2 separate regions of the Homo sapiens genome follow, and region 2 is linked to region 1. Evidence: chromatin contacts called from ENCODE Hi-C or POLR2A ChIA-PET data. All regions are on one chromosome and are shown on one strand. The core of a region is the stretch at or near the end of the contact, and the rest is flanking DNA. Distances in the headings are between cores, read along the strand shown. Region 1 overlaps DUSP14 (dual specificity phosphatase 14). Region 2 has its middle 80 kb from the start of TBC1D3K.

Evidence for each region. A loop is a pair of places that touch in the nucleus more often than their neighbours do. ChIA-PET counts read pairs that join two places held with the same protein, here RNA polymerase II (POLR2A). Pooled maps may share reads with other maps.
Region 2: a pooled map shows a loop between it and region 1 (2.5-fold over the local background). The contact joins two enhancer-like sites. A Hi-C loop is called at or near these places in 5 of 50 pooled maps. POLR2A ChIA-PET finds 5 or more read pairs at or near these places in 3 of 52 experiments (HEK293T, K562 and Panc1).

Annotation. Positions count from the first base shown.
Region 1 is chr17:37,505,471-37,508,170 of GRCh38, reverse strand. All of the region lies in intron 1 of DUSP14 (dual specificity phosphatase 14), which reads right to left. Among named protein-coding and RNA genes, the nearest start is that of DUSP14, 17 kb to the right of the region's middle. RefSeq lists enhancers at 158-658, 659-1,159. Within about 2 kb of position 1,315, at least 3 of the 41 ENCODE cell types and tissues checked have a DNase peak (open chromatin) inside an H3K27ac peak, as active enhancers do.
Region 2 is chr17:37,843,485-37,846,184 of GRCh38, reverse strand. It overlaps the pseudogene YWHAEP7. Among named protein-coding and RNA genes, the nearest start is that of TBC1D3K, 80 kb to the left of the region's middle. RefSeq lists enhancers at 1,493-1,993, 2,329-2,700. Within about 2 kb of position 1,349, at least 4 of the 41 ENCODE cell types and tissues checked have a DNase peak (open chromatin) inside an H3K27ac peak, as active enhancers do.

The DNA.
Region 1 (2,700 bases), core at 66-2,565:
CTGGACACTGCCCTTCTCTGAAGGGAGCTGCCTCCTCACTCGAGGCTAGGCCTCGCTTTGGGAGCCCACATCCCATGACTGGTTAATGCTATGGGAGTACACAGAGCAGTCCACAGGTGAAATCACAGCATGAGGAGGAACAAGGACGCAGTCACATAAGGAAACTGCGTGTGTGTGCATTGGATGTAAACTATGAACAGGGCAGAAACTCTGAGAACATCCTTTCCTACAGCAGAGCAGGGTCTCCTGCCACTTCCAAGTCTTCCCTGGCAGAATCCTACTGGTTTAAAAAGCAAAGTCACTGTGGTAATAAACACAAAATTAGGCCTTCAAGCTGCTGGGGATGACGCTCCTCATTGTGGAAAATCTGGAAGATGCTAATCAAATTTCCAAGTAGGTTATCTAGTTGTTGTCTAATTCAGAGAGGCTTGGCCATAGACACGGTGGCTTACGCCTATAATCCCAGCACTTTGGGAGGCCGAGGCGGGCAGATCACCTGAGACCAGCCTGGGCAACATGGTGAAACCCCGTCTCTACTAAAAATACAAAAATTAGCCAGGTGCAGTGGTGCATGCCTATAATCCCAGCTAGTAGGGAGGCTGAGCCAAGAGAATCGCTTGAACCCGGGAGGAAGAGGCTGCAGTGAGCTGAGATCGCGCCATTGCACTCCAGCCTGGGTGGCAGAGCGATGCATCCTCCCAAATTACGCTGTCTGGGAAGCCACTTGCCTTCCTGAGGCAAAGGAGCCCAGGTTCCCTGTAGAAGCCGGGCTGATTCCGTTAACTCGCATTTGCTGAGTGGCGCTAGGGTACTTGGTGCTGCAGGGAAAACAGATTGTGAGCCCTCGGGGCAGAATCCAAGTGAGACAGACACATTGCTCCCTCCCTGCTGCTGCCAGTCCATCTCTTTGCCAACAAACCTGCTTAAAATGCCAAAGCTGGTCCAAAGTTTCAGGAAAACAACTTCCGCCAGAGGGCACGTAGAGGGCACAGATGCTATAGATGCTTCTCTGACAAACACTCCTGACCCCCTTGACAGATTGGAAAATACATGGTTCAGAAAGGGTGAGAGATTTCAACTTGAGAAGTGAAACTAGGAAAAGATGGAAGGTGTCCGGATTTCTAGCTCAAGTCCACACACTGCTTCTCTGCGGTGACTAAATCGTGGCTGTGTTCTCATCACCTGCCTCGCGGCGCTCCACACCACCAGCCAGCGTCTGCCACACACGCGGGGGGGTGTGGATCTGCCTAAGAAGGTGTTTCAGTGCTACTTACAGAAAGGCTAAGCCCAGATGGGCCGAGCTGCTCCAGTTTCCCCTAGTGCCAGAACAGGGAACTACTGCCACATCCTGGTACACCATTTGGTGCACAAAACATCCCCCTGGCTGCAGAGGGTGGACCTCAGCAAGGAGCAGCCCCAGAGTAGGCACTACAAGAAGCCCTAGAGTCAGCCAGTTCTCAGATCAGATCAGTAGAACTGGATGGTAAAAAATAAAAAACCCATGGGTATTATATCACAGGTGCATGAAAATCTACTCAGTAAATGTGTCCTGGGAGACAGGGAAAGGAGATAGGGTAGCAGAGTTTGACCCGTATTTGAGGGATCACAAATTGCATGGTGCTCTCTGAGTGAACATGCCATCCCACTGCAGGACAATGGTCTCTGGGACGATGATGACCAGGAAGAATGCTTAAGAATGACCACATCACTGTCTATGGTGTTCAACTTGGCCTTCCCAAGATGCTCTGGCAATGGCACGTGCTTCTTGGAGGAAAAAATATTTTCCTGGCTTGGGGGATGGGGGTAGGGTAGAGTGAAAGACAGAAAGGAAGAGCTGTCCTAAACCAACCCCAGGGTTTTTTGGGTTTTTTTGTTTTCTTTTTTGCAGGGGGACGGGGGCGGGGGGGAGATGGAGTCTCTCTCTGTCACCCAGACTAGAGTGCAATGGCGCTATCTCGGCTCACTGCAACCTCCGCCTCCTGGGTTCAAATGACCCTCCTGCCTCAGCCTCCCGAGTAGCTGGGATTACAGGTGCATGCCACCATGCCCAGCTAATTTTTTGTATTTTTTAGTAGAAACAGAGTTTTGCCATGTTGCTCAGACTGGTCTTGAACTCCTGACCTCAGGTGATCCACCTGCCTTAGCCTCCCAAAGTGCTGGGATTACAGGCTTGAACCACTGAGCCCAGTCTGGTTTGTTCTTAACATCTTCTCAGAGACGATGCTGGTCTTTTTGGATAATAAGCATCGAACACTAAGTACTGAACAAAATACAAGATTAGTGTCTTCCCAGCGGGCCTCTAATCTCAGTAATGCATACACTAATATTAATAACACCTGATTGCTCCCTGCTCCACAGAGCTCCTGGGATGCGGGCATCAGCCTTGTAGCCTTGTGGTCAGCACTGGCATCCATACCTGGAGCAGTGGTACCTGACACTCAGAATTGCTACATGGGGTCATGGCCTAATCAGAGACAGCATCCATCCTAATGCCACGGAGGTTACTTTTCTTTAAAAAAAAAAAAAAAAAAAAAAGATGACAACCACCAGAATCAGCAGTTAACTGAAATTCTATCTACGGCTTTTCTTTTCATGTTCAGTCAACAGCAGAAAATGGCCACAACAGTGCTTCAGATGACTGTGTAAAATGCTCTCACTAAAATACTTTCAGTTTTAGGAATTTCAGAGGGCCAGAGTATA
Region 2 (2,700 bases), core at 100-2,599, 340 kb before region 1:
CCCCATTGCTCCCTTCCGCCCCTCCAAGTCTTAGCTCAACACTTACCTTGAGGCCCGCCCGACCTGCCTATTAAGCATAACCTTGCCTGCCCACCCAGTTCCTTTATGCTCATAGTTTTTGCTACTGGTCACCTTCTAACATACCATTATTGTGTCTTCATAGATGATCTCCCTGATGACTGTCTCTCAGGGGCCCAGGCAGGGACTGACGTTAGAGTCAATACTCCACAGCTGTTTGTTGAATGAGTAGGTAACAGCATGGCTGGCTGGTCCTGGTGCAGAAAGTCTTGGGAGGCCTCAGTTTGCGTCGTGCTTCTGTCATCAGCCAGCTGTGTGATTCTGCACAAGTATTTTAACCTCTCTGGGCCTCAGTTTCCCCATCTGTAACTTGGGGGCCTACCTCAAATGGTTCCTGGTGAAGAGTAACAAGACCATACCCTAAGTTCCAGTTGCCTTTTCCTCTGCCTTTCCACCTTCCCCTCCAGCCCCTCCAAGTCTCTTTTGTTAAGACAGGGTCTCACTCTGTCACCCAGGCTGGAATGCAGTGATCTCGGTTCACTGCAGCCTCTATCTCCCAGGCTCAAGTGAAACCCACCACAGCCTCCCAAAGTGCTGAGTGCTGGGATTACAGGTGTGAAACACTGCACCAGCTACATGTAGAACTTGATAAAGACTGGCTTTCACCGTGTATGAGATGGGGAGCCATCTTCAGTTCTAATGCAGCTGGGACTACAGGTGCGTGCCACCACACCCGGCTAATTGGTTTTGTGTTTTTTTTTGTTTGTTTTCTGTTTTTTTTGTACAGACGGGTTTCTCCATGTTGGCCAGGCTGGGCTCGAACTCCTGGTTTCAAGTGAACCTCCCAACTTGGCTTCCCAAAGTGCTGAGATTACAGGCGTGAGCCACCATCCCCGCCCCCTCAAAATCTGTTAGGACGACAGTCTCGCCAAGGCAATGCAGTCGCAATATGCCGTTTCCATTGCAATCACAATATGACATTTCCATTTACTTTGGATTATACGTCATTATGAATATTAACAAGACTTAAAAAGGACACCTTCGGGTATGTCAGATGAAAGTACAAAAATTGCGTTGTGGGGCTGCAGTTTGAGGACAGTGTCTGCAGCCGTCACGTGGTAGCAAAACGGTGTTAAGCATTGCAGGAGAGTCTGCATCTACGACAGCCAGAGTCCATACGTCGGGAGGTTTATTTGGTTTGAGAGGGAACAACAGGCAGGATGGGCACCACCCGGGGCTGGACAGTCAGGCGGGCTAGGGTGCGGTTCCTCGCACTCGCCACTAGAGGTGAGGCGTTTACCGCTTCAGGGCTGGAAGATGGGCCCTCGGGGACTGGCTACTGCTGGCCCGGGGCGGAAACCTGGGCGGGGGTTGGATGCGACGCCTCAGGCGGCCCCCCTGGTTACTGACACCCGACTTTGGCATGACTTTATTTGTTTTTCCCCCCATCAGATTTCCTGTCTTTGTGGGCTGATGGACTAGAGGAAAGATGCCTGTTGACGGTCAAAGGCAGAGCCTCTTCGGCAGCTTCTTAAAGCGCCTTCTTTAACAGAGAAACAATCTGCATGGGGTCTAGAACGGTTCTGAAATCCTGCTGAAGGTTTCGAAACTTCCTGGGGGGGGTCTCCTGCCAGAGCGCCTACGCTGCCTCTGGGCTGGCTGGCCAGTGAGCCCCGTCTCACAGCCTGACAGTCCCCACATCAGCCCGGACCGTCTTTCGGGACCAGCCCCATTTGCACAGCCTGAGCTGTAGAGGGCCCTGGAGTTCGGAGTTCTTGTCCCAACTGTGCCCCTGCAGGCCTGTTCCACCCACTGAGGCTCAGTTTCCCCATGTGCCTAATGAGGAAGTCATGCTAGGTGGGGCTTACAGCCTCTTGCAGCTTTGCCATTGATCACTTCCGTGTCTTCAGAGAGGCTGCCAAGTCTCCTCTGAATGAAGTTCCCCAAAAAGCAAACGTAAGAAAATACACAGAGCTTACCCAGACACCAGGCCCTTTAGAAATAGACCATTTCTTACCTTAGGCCCCCAGAAGGTCCTCATTCTAGCTTTGTGGAGAAAAGAAGAGTCTTTGCCTCAGCCCCCAGAGGTTGGGGTGGGGTGGCTGAATTTTGAGGCTGGGATTGGCAACTCTGGTGAAGCCCAAAGTGACACGGATGGTTTCAAAGCCACCTAGAGGATAAGGTGTCAGGACAGTGACAAGACCCCAGGTCCCTATCACACACCAGAGCTCACTGAGCCTCCACCTGGGGTCTCTGCTGAATCTCTGACAGGCTAGGAGAGAAGGGACTGGGGTTACTGACCCCCAGAAAGTCAGAGAAAGTGGCAGTTGGAGGACCTGGGTTTGAGTCCTGGATCACCCCTTCCCCGCCTTGGCAAACTACTCAGACTCTGGAAACCTGTTTCACCTGTAAGATGGGGATGACAATCAAACCCACCTTGCAGGGCCGTGAAGATGCTTAAGACAAGTGCATGCAAAAACTTTCACACACACAAAGCCTTCCTAAAGATGGGGAGACAAGGCCTCATGAGCAGCAGGTGGCCAGGCACTATGTGGGGGCTGGAGTCCTGTTTTCCCTTCAACCTGGGAAAGGACTGATGGGCACTTAGTAGGTTTTGAATCATGACCCTGGACCTCAGGTGGCGGTATGCTTTGTGTCTGCAGCAGAAGGCCCCAGCCTCGT